Regions from separate parts of the Mus musculus genome. Here region 1 is linked to region 2. The links are chromatin loops, found by intact Hi-C in ENCODE. Cell type or tissue: gastrocnemius. All regions are shown on one strand. Links, peaks and the distances in the headings refer to the core of each region. The heading gives the core; the rest is flanking DNA. Region 1 overlaps Rasa3 (RAS p21 protein activator 3). Region 2 holds the start of Rasa3 (RAS p21 protein activator 3).

What was found. Hi-C counts contacts between places; a loop is a spot of excess contacts. Peaks named below come from ENCODE experiments on the same cell type or tissue, not always from the same donor. Only the 100,000 strongest peaks of a DNase experiment are listed, where the experiment ranks them.
Region 1: a loop joins it to region 2, with 4 times the contacts of the local background. A loop is called at or near these places in 26 of 42 quality-filtered maps.

What each region holds. Positions count from the first base shown.
Region 1 is chr8:13,593,262-13,598,627 of GRCm38, forward strand. Rasa3 (RAS p21 protein activator 3) reads right to left here. Exons shown (of 24, transcript NM_009025.2): 5 at 4,953-5,029; 6 at 2,548-2,628; 7 at 2,074-2,146. Among named protein-coding and RNA genes, the nearest start is that of Gm34795, 12 kb to the left of the region's middle. In gastrocnemius, for the core only: a CTCF peak has its summit at 2,885 (motif pointing left); a DNase peak (open chromatin) is centred at 1,863; H3K27ac peaks cover 2,304 bases.
Region 2 is chr8:13,675,251-13,680,616 of GRCm38, forward strand. It overlaps Rasa3 (RAS p21 protein activator 3), which reads right to left and starts at 2,337. Exons shown (of 24, transcript NM_009025.2): 1 at 2,143-2,337. The coding sequence starts at 2,197. In gastrocnemius, for the core only: CTCF peaks have their summits at 1,268, 1,810 and 2,768; DNase peaks (open chromatin) are centred at 406, 1,317, 1,823, 2,394 and 1 more place; H3K4me3 peaks cover 2,799 bases; H3K27ac peaks cover 2,682 bases.

The sequences.
Region 1 (5,366 bases), core at 202-5,201, 82 kb before region 2:
TCCGGGCTTCCAACCACCCTCTCTCCCCAGCAAGGAGGACCCTAAGGGAAGCCTAGGAGAAAACTGATGGGGAAGCTACTTCCTCCTAACATGCACTCTATGAGGGGCTACACAGTCGGTCAGGCAGTTAACTTTCCTCCCATGCCCCCCCAAATCTGTCTCCAGCTTAAGTCAAACAGTGATTTCAAGCCCTGCTAAGTCTTGTAAGCTGGGTGTAGCTGCTGAGTCACAGGACGGAAAGATTGACAGCAGCAACAGCAGCACCTGGAGTCTGAAATGGGAGGGGCAGGGGCCCCGCCTGCCTTTGGCAGTCTTATAGGTGCCCACGACGTGGTTCTCAAGCTTCTCCAAGACACTGAGTTAATCCTATGTGCTGGAGCTCATGTCTCTAGCAAGTAAATTGGCCACACACAGCGCCAAAATGCAGGGTCTCACACGGTAGGTACACGGTAGAAATGAGGTTGCCACCAGAGCAGATATGGTTTTAGAAGAGTCTGCCCTCGCTCCTACCATACCCTAACAGCCCAGTGGAGGTACTTCAGGGGCCTCAGACAAGGACAGACACTGCTGGCTTTGATTTTCAAAACCTACTAAACTGATATTTTCTGACCGCAAGTTCATGCATAGCGGGAGAGCCTGCGGTTGGAGTGAGCGCCCACTGCCTTGTCCCGCTCTGTGAGCTCTCCGACTGCCTGTATGGAAAGGGTTTCCTAGCCACACAGTGGTGGAGTACTACTCCCCACCACTGCTCCCCGCACCCCTCAGGCCGTAGACCTGCCTTCAGGCCTCTTGCTCCCTGCTTCCACCTAGCCTCCATTACAGAGGAGTTCATGGGATTGGCTCTGAAGATTGTCCACTGTTCTGACTCCTAACTTGATCCCACAGCACCCTTGATTATGCAGAATTACAGAGTCCCCATGGCTCTGACAGGACCAGTCTCAGGTCAGGAGCCCCACTCAGGCTACTCAGGAACCCACACTTGAGAAGCCCCACCCTCTGCAGCACTATAGCAGGCCTCCATGCCACCGAAGCTGTGTGGCTTTTTTTTAAAAAATCTATTAACTGTGTTTTTGTATCTGTGCAGTGTGTGTGTATGTGTGTAGGTCAAAAGTTGCTGTAGGATGTCTTTCCTCAACTGATCCTCACTGTTATTTTTGAGACAGGGTTTCTTTTCACTGATTTGGCTAGCCAATGAATATCAAGGACCCACCTGTCTCCTCACCCTAAGAACTAGAATCACAGGCGTGCACGCCCATACCTGGATTTTTAGTGGGTTTTGGGGACCTGAACTCAGGTCTCTATGTTTGCTTGTCCAATACTTTACTGACTGGGGCACCCCCCACCCCCCCACCCCCGGCATCCCACACTTCTTAAAAATTAAGGTCTAGCTATTTAACATCCCTTAATCTAAAAGTGGCTATGTAGACCAGTCTGTCTTTAAACTTGTGGCGATTTTTCTGAGTGCAAGGGAGTTACAGAGTTGGACCAGCATGTTATGGACAGATCACCATAACATGAGGCTATGAGCCACCTCCATCTTTCCCTTTCCCTCCTCCTGTGTGGTAGGCTCTGAAGGTGGGAACCGAGGCTTTGCTTGTCTCCCCAACCCCCCCAAACCTGGTGCTGAAGCACAAACAACAGGCACCAAGGCTGAGAGGAGCCTCCAGCCTCACCCTTCTTGACTCGCCCGCTCTGGTTCCGAGAGGCCCCAGGGTGCTCTGGGCTGAATCACTTCCCCTTTTTTTGCTCAAACCCTCACGTTTCCGGAGAAACGAACCTCGCCCTGCTTGGGGAAGCTGTGGTGAAGCACAAGCCTCAAAGCCAAACAACCCAACCCTGTGTCCTGGTAACTGTGACTCGGCCATTCCATCTGCCTCTTCTGACTGGAGCCAGATGGCTCAGGAAGAGACACTTGGCTTTGGTCTCCTGAGACTGAGGGAATCTCTAAGGGAACCAAATGCCATCCAGATCCGAGGCTCCCTGGGCTGGGCCAGGACAGCACCCGAGACACAGTCATGTGACTTGCTCCGGGTCTCTGCTGAGGCTCAAGGTTCTTCCCACCGAAGCACCGACCTCAAAATAAAACACCTCGTCAAACTGGGGGTTGTTGGTTTTCTTCTTCACCTTCGTTTTCTTTGCTTCAGACCTGTAGTGAAGAAAGGAAGGATTGGTTGGGAGAAAGAAAAAAAAATGGCCGTCAGCTCCAGATGGGTTTGAAACCAAGCTGTCAAGCATACAGTTGTTTACCACCTTTATTTATCTCGCAAGTATTGTCTCTCTCCACTCCCAGATGGTATGTAAAGCAGGGACCTTTTCTGAGCCCAAAATACCCAGTACAAGGCTCACAAAGGCTTTCCGGGAAACAAAGACAGTTTACAGCAATAAACCTATAAATCTATAAAACACATCCTACTTCAAAGTATACCTGCCCTCCCGTTAAAAAAGGTGCCAACCTCTTGGCTCCAGGGCTTTACCCCGCCCCCACCCCCCAGCCCCCATAACCCAGAACTGAAACTGGCAGGGCAGGGCATCAAAGGGACAACTTGCCTGAAGGGTCCGGCCAGCGTCACTGTGGCGTAAGGGTCACACTGCCCGTTCACAATGGGGAGACCCTGGCACTCGAAGATGCTGAGACACAGAAGACAGTGGTCAGGGAAAGGATGTGCCAAGCCAGTACTTACCGGGCCAGGTGTGCTATAGCCTGGCAAGTTCTGGCAAGAATGTGGATCAGCAGTTACCAAATGCTGCCGAAGGACAGGGGTCCAAGCAGGTGGCCTTCATCAAACTACGTCTTAGGGTATCGAGCCCTCTGGCTACCACCATCACAGCCTCTCCAAAGCACCTAGGTGACAGACAGCTAAGTACCAGCGTGTCACCCAGGGCCAGCACTGCCCTCTGCTGCTCAGAGGCCTGCACTCATAACTCCTTCATGGGTCCCCTCTTGCCTCCTGGGAGTGCAAGCTCTCAGCCTGGAATCCCACAACTGCCTATAGGCAGGAGATCTACAGTGACGGATCACGGTTGTCTATGTATTTTGACACCAGTATTTGCCTACACCGGCCTGTGAGTTCCGTATCTAGGCTTTCGGCTGACTCTTGGTTTTTAGTTCCCGTCTCCATTGATACTGGCCTTTGAGGCAGATGTTAGCCTCTGTGAAGTTTAGGAGGCTAGAAGAACACTAAGGGTTCCCTGGCTCCGGAGCTGGTGAACTAGCCAAGAGTGGGTGCTGGGGATGAAACGCTGGTCCTCTGCAAGAGCAGCAGATGCTCTTAACCACCAAGCCTTCTGCAGCCCAAATCTGGGATCCTTGAGATCCAGAAGCCATGTTTATCTGGCTTAGAATCAGGGATAGCCCCACACTGTGCACTTGTCTAAGTCCAACTTTTCAGGAATCAAGGTTCACGAACACAGGGCATGTTGCGTGGAAAATTAAATGGTAATCCATGCTACCGCCGTCATGGCACTGGCAGAAAAGTATCTTTCTCCTGCCTCCCATCTTCCTCTCTCCCACCCAGAAGTCCCGCCTCTGTCCCGCCCAGTGATTGGTCCCTTGAAATCTTTACTCATTAGGGGAAGGTTCTGCCACAAGGACATATCTGTGTGAATGAGAATAATAAGAAAACGTCCACCAAGTCTCCAGTCCCGAAAGGAAGAATTGGAAACCCAGTAAGTCCCCAAATCTTGAGTTTAAAGTACAAGAACTGTGGCGTTGTGTGTTTAATAGTCATGGGCTTTGCTCTTCAACTGAACCCTCAAGATGTGCCTTCGCTGAGTTGGTGCGGGGATGTTGAGTTATGGCACCATATTACCAGTGAGGAGCTCAACAGGGAAACACAGTATACGGAGATGTCTCGGAAGGTGGCATCTACACTAATTCCTGACCAAGCCTACGTGGGCAGCTTGGGTCCCACTGCTGCACTGAGGGGTGGGGTTGCTAACCTTCCCTTTTCATCTTTACTGGACAGCTGAAGGCGGCTAGGTGTGTCCAGTGGCCACGGCAGGATTAGTCTCTGACCCCCTTTTCTCAGGATCACTCTCCTATATCTTTATTGCAAACAGACTTTTTCTCTTGGCTGAGGCCTCCTTACAGCTCCTGAAACACAGCCACCACACTCAGGGTAGCGAGATGAAGGCTCAGCCAGTAGCCAGCCGGTTGTCAGTTTCACTGTGGGGTGTTCCTCTGTATTAGGACACAGCACAAGGCCTTAACTGTGGTGGACAAGTCTCTGTTCTTTGTAAGTTGCCTGGCCTCGGGTATTTTGTTACAGTAACAGAAAAACATGGTGGCATTCTTAATCACCAGAGCTCACTTCTACTTGCCCAACCACATGGAAGACTCTCCAAGACACAGCTTGAGTCCCTCGTGGAGGGAGAGGGGGCGCCTCTGAGACCTGAAAGCCATCTTGTTATAGTGGAGTAGCACTTGATAGAAGGAGAGGAAGCAATGAATCTGTCTTGTATATTTAGGGGCATGATATGAAAGGGCAGGTCTCAACTTGGTGTACAGTGCCAGGGTGGAGCCGACCTGAAGTCTGAATGCAAAGTGGAATGTGTCTATCTACATTCCCCTGGAGCCACAGATAGCTATAGAGCCTGCTACCCTTATAGAGGTGCTGCCGAGTGCTCTGCTGCTAAGTCCAGGGATTAACTCTAGCTAGGAGTGACCTCATGTGTCCATACCCACCCACGTGACCTCACTGTTGTTGCTCCAGTCCCCCTGCATGTCTGCTCATTTCTATTTCTAGCTCTGGAAAGCAGGGCCCCCTTCTCAGCTGAAGTGTGGTATGAAGTATGAAGTATTAGTAGGAAGTACGATTGAGTAAGTCAGGCTACCTGCAGGAGCTGCACATCACGCCCGGGGTGGGTAAGCATCAGCTCCAGGGGGGCAGGAGGGATGAGAGAGGCCACCTCTGGAGAAACGCAGTATGTCCTCAGTTCCCCAGGTGACTTACCGTGCAGCGAGTTTGTGGCAGACGACACCAGTGTCCGTAATGACCTCACTTAGTCTCAGCTCCAGGTGGACCTTGCCCTGTAAGGCACAAGGATGGTGTCACAAGCAGACAAGGATTGTGGGAAATCTGTGGCCCTTCAAGTGGCTGGTACTTGTGCCAGAAGGTGCCAGACCTAGAAACTCAGACTTGGAGAGGTAATGGGCTTAAAAGCATAAAAAAAGGACATGTGGACACGCAGACATGTGGCCCCTAGGAATGCTACGAATGCATATGTCCAGGGCATGTTATAGTGAGACCCAGCAGGAAAGACTCTCCCAAGAGGGCTGCGATCTCCATGGGGAGGCCAGAGCATTCAAGTCTCATTCTCCATGAAGTTAATTTTCATGAATGCTTCTAGAAGGGTGACAGGTAGCT
Region 2 (5,366 bases), core at 259-5,258:
CTGCCCTCAAGTCAACTAGTGTCACGACTAGTGACACTTCGGGCAGATGTAAATCATTGAGTGATATGACCACAAACCAGAAATGCAAAGGAAAACCCAAGAGGTCCCTCCTCTGTTGCTAGGCTTTTTATAAAGCACACCGGAAGCCCAGCTACCTAACCCACCTGGCTAGGAGTCCTGTTCTTCTGATAAGATTTCCCTGGGGACCCCAGTGATATCAAACAAGCAGGGCAGCCAAGAAACATCAAACCCAATCCAGTTGCTACCGATGTTTTCTGCATTCCAAAAGGCGAACCCAACACACATCTGTGCTCAGACACAGAAGGCAGGATCTATCTGCAGAGCTATGTTCCCTGCATACTCCATCCAGAGAGGGCAGGATCTATCTGCAGAGCTACTATGTTCCCTGCATACGCCATCCGGAGAGCACAGGGCCACCCCTCTTGAGCAGCCCTGCAGGTAAATACTCTTGAGAAAAAAAATGATGAGGAAAGATAAGGCAGAGACGCCTCTACCCAACCTCACTCACTGCCACCATCCCCCTATGCAGTCAGAGGCAATGAAGGCTCCAATCATACCCTTATTCAACGTCTAGCAACGGAGGAGGGACCTTCTGACTTGTCCCCTCTGCTGCTCCCCTAGTGAAGACCCGATTCCGGCAGACAGACTGAAGTCTTTCCTTCCCTCCTGTCTTATTTACTATGTCATTCTGGAAAAGAAATCCTCTTTGTTTGAATGGAACTAAAACCTTTCCCTGTGTGCACAGTAGCCGATGCTAGGATTGAAGCAAGCACACTGTACTGAAAGGGAAAGAAAGTCTTGGACCCTTCTCACCAACTGACCTGATTCTGCCCCAGCAGTATTCCACAGCAACCTCCCCAGATCCTTGAGCAAAAGGGCACAGCACCCCTGGAGCCTGGTGGACTCACTTGGTCAGAGGATCTGGCTGAAGGAAACTGAAGCTGGCCACCCTCACACAAGTAGTCTTTGCCCACAGAGGACAGAAAGCAGCCCCTTTCCTCAGATGGAAACTGACAGCAATTCCAGGCATAAGAGCAAGAGAAATCCCTCCCGTGCCCTCTGCTCCAGCCCAAACACCACATGCTCTCCGCAGCGCTTCTGAACCAAAGATCAAACTGTCTCGGGCGATGATTCAAAAGCAAAATAAAGCGGACAGGAAGCAACACGCTGATTGCGAGTAGCTGGCATTCTTCAGACAGCATCGAATGTCATCAACAACTGACACCAGGCTGTGACTGTTGCCACCCACTAGGGGCCTTTTCACATGGGAACAGGCCAGTAATGTGGGGCGCAGTTCAGAGGGAAAAGACTACAGGGACGGTGCACTAGGACCCAGAATTCCTTCCAAGAAAATTGGCCCCTGCCCAGTGTGTTAATGACTTGATGTGTAACGGTCACTTCAGAAAACCACTGTAAGGAAGTAGACTCACACGTCACTCACAAGATAAAAAACAACTGGGAAAAACGAAATCTCCAGGTTAAAAAAAAAAAAATCAGGAAGTCCTCTCCAGGTCTCTCCAGTTCCACTTCACTCCCCGTTCCTAGCGTTGCTGCCGAAGTCCCGACCAGCCCAGAGCAGCCTGAATGCCAGGCCTGCCGGCCACAGCTCCCACGGCCAGTTCTCAATGAAAGGAGGGGGAGGTGCTGGTGGCTCCATCACCAGGCCTGCAGCGCGCAGACACCACACACACACACACACACACACACACACACACACGGTCGCGCGCGTGCACGGCCTCGAAGCCTGCAGCAGCCGAAAAGGTGAAGGGGCGCCCCCTCCTTGGGAAATAAGTTCCTGCGCACAACTGTGGAGAGGACACCAGGAGACTGACATCAGTAGACCCGATCCCTGAAGTGGGAGCACCCAGACGGATCCGCGCGTGCTCGTGCATGTAAAGTCAGGCGCCTGGGATCTGGAGCGGTGCTGCGCACACGGACACACGCAGGCAACCACGCGCGCTCACTCCCACAAACAGACGCCCCCTGATACAGGTCCCTCCTCCCCCGCAATGCCACGGAGAACCGGGCAGTCTAGGCGGAGAAACACGAGGAGCCGGTCCAGCCCGGCCGGATACCAAGAACAGGGGTCTGGGGAGTTGCCCACGCCACCGCGGTCCTCACCAATCTTGATCCTCACGCTCTGGAAGACCCGCAGTCCCTCTTCCTCCACCGCCATGCTGCTTGTCGACCTCGCCAACGCGCGAGGGCCCGGCAGCGCGGCCGCAGAAGGGGGACAAGACAGGGGAAGAAGCCGGCAGACGGAGCCGAGCTGCGGATGCCCCCAGAGCCCCGCGCGCTGCGGTCCGCGCTCTGACCGGGTGCACCGCCTCGCGCCCTTCCATTGGCAGAGCTCGGGGGCGGGGCTGCGGGCGCCTTCCTTCGCCAGAGCCCCGATCTTCATTGGCTAAGGCTCTGCATGGGGTGGGGTAGTACGACTCCGCCTACTGTCAAACACTGCATTCCATTGGTCGGGTCTGTAAGGAGGCGGAGGCGGACTCTAAGGCGGGATCGGAAGGGACTTGCCTTGGAGTGCCCCTGAAGCGGTCCCTCTTCACAGCCCTCGCTGGTCCGGTCTCTCTGGACCTGGGACAAAGAGAGATCGTGAGTATTGATCTGTGTTTTGACCGCCAGGTCCCGTAAGACCGACTCGCACTTAAAATCTAAAAAGCTATATTCAAACAAAAGGTATGAAAGGAAAAGATTTCCTCTAGCCCCAGCTTCAGCGACTGAGAAAAGTGACACCTGCCGATCGCTCTGGAGAAATCAGAAGGTGATATGCTGTCAAAGTGAGGGCAAGTGGACCCTGTGCCCAGCAAGCAGTCCCTGCTTACCCTGTGGTGTGCTTGGGCAGCCTCAACGCGGCCCTTGAATTTAGCATTCCAGAACCTTCAAACCTGGTGCTTACTGGCAATTTGATTGGTATGCAACTTTAGAATTGTTGTATCTCTACAACGATACTGTGAGGTCCTATCCCCGATCCCTCCACTAAGTTTTTCCTGCAGCTGGCATAACTCCCAGCTTTCCTAGAGGGCCAAGAGCTCTAGTCCCTCGTTCCTTATAGTAGTCACAGAAGTGTCTCCCAGAGGCCCTGGTGGGTGGGGAGTGGCGGTAGAGATAGCCTCTGCAGTGGGTTTGAAGGAGGCCTGCCTTTCGGTAGGACTGAAAACGGAAGTGGCATCGCTTGAGGAGTCAGGAGGCTAGGTCATTGATACACCAACTGAAAGGTGTGACACAAAAATCCCTTGGTGCTATACGGTAGCTCTCTCACCAGCAGCCAAAGAGCAGAAATACAGTGTATAGGCAGGACACCCAGGAAGGTGCTGGAACTCCAGAGAAGCTGATTTGGAACCCTCCAGAAGCTGCTGTGCCATAGACAGGCTCTGACTGGGAAGAGAGGGAGCCGCTCTGGGTTAACACATCTAAAACCCTGAATCTCCGGCTCAGGAACTCAGCTTAGTGGTAGAGAACTTGGGTAGGAGGCACATGACTGGACAGGGATGGGGGTGGTGGTGGGGAAGGACACAAAATCACCAAAAGACTGCTTTAGCTGGGCTGCTGTACTGTGATAAAGCACCATGACCAAAAACAACTTGGAAACCATAAATAAATAAATAAATAAATAAATAAATAAGATGGGGAGGGGAGAGGTGGTGATCTCAGTGCAGGAGACAGAGACTGGCAGATCTCTGGATTCAAGACCAGCCAGATCTGCAGAGTAAGTTTGAAGACAGCCAGAAGTACACAGAGAAACCCTGTAGTAGACCCTTCTCCAACAAAAGGACTTGGGGAGGAATTGGTTTATTTTCCTCAGAGTTCATCATCAAGTCAAGGCAGGAACCTGGATGCAAGGACTGACAGAAGCAGAAGCCACTGGAGAGCGCTACTTATTGCCTTGTCTGTTGGCTTGTGCAGCCTTCTTTCTTACCCACTCCAGACCACCTGACCAAGACTGGCACTTCCCACAGGGACAGATGCCCGTAGAAGGACTAGACGAGCTAACCCTGAGCTGCCGCAGAGCTAGGCCCTGACAAAAGCGAGGACAGGGGCAGAAAGGGGACCAGGAGCTGACAGGAAAGCTGGTAACCATCAGCATCAAAGAGGATGTGGTAGCATCATGGCCACCAGGACAGGAGAGCCAGGAGAGAGACAGACACTCCCAGGAGAAGGCTTCCCCTGGATTAATTAATAAAACCAAAGGCAATCAGTCAGAGTGAGCAGCTTCCACACTGACGGCCTGCTACCGAAGATGAAGCTGAATTCTGAGGAGGACACCCGGGAGGTGCCTGCTCCACACAGGTGCACGCTAGACCGCTCAAGGGCATCCCAAGGGCAGGCAGCTGATTAGCAGAGGGTTTCACTTAGATCTTTCCAGGATGGCTAGGGCTTGCAGTCCCAAGGTCATTTTGCTCCAAATGCAATGCAGACTTGTAAAGCTAAAAAACCAACTGAGCCCTTCATAGGACTGGCTCACAGTAGTCTAACTCATACTCAGCTTCATGAAGGCACTATTGTGTTGAATATGAAGTTTGTGTAGGCAAATTTAGTAGACATCCGAACACCCATACAAGCCTTGAGCCTGTAGGCTAAGAGCTATCCCTGTTGGGAAGGCCAGTCAAGGTATCAGAATAGAAGGTGAATGGTAATAACACATCCCAGGACAGAGACCGCTGCTGCCCCTAGAGACACAGGAGGTCAGTGTGGTTCAGTAGATATGTTCCTGAAGAGGCAGATAGATTTTGAAGGGGAATAAATCACCACAGACTCAAGCCACTAGCCTCCTTGCTGCAGCTCTGGTGCCAGGTCAGATCTGCCCAGGCTGTCAGGAGCTGCCCCTTGCTATGGAAGGAATTGTAGTTTGTCTGCAGCCTCCAGGAATAGCTTGTCCCTACCCTGTCACAGCCCTTTTCTGCACTACCTCAGCCTAATTCATGAGTTGACACTGTAGTTAGCAAAAGGTTGTCAGGCAGGGAGAGAGAAGCAGACTTTGCTGAGGCTTAGAAGCGCCCAGAAGCAAGTTGACAGACTTGTGACAGCTACTTGCTGAAGCGTCCAGGAGTCCAAAGCCCTCAGGAAATCCCTCATAAACAAAGATGGACAATGTTCACTTCCCACCCTCCTCTGTGAAGAAGGGCCTGAGGCCAGCAGGTTTATTGTGAAACTGGAGTCACTTCTGTGACCCATCTCTAGCAGGCTGAAAGTTCTAGGTAGAGAGCCCTGTAGCTTATCTGCCCACGTGGCAGACCACCGCGCTGTCTGATTCACACTACCCTCGAGACTCAGGGAGCGAACACCGGGATGGTCTGGGGATGAAAATTCCAAGCTGAGCTTGGCTGGAGGAGCACAGA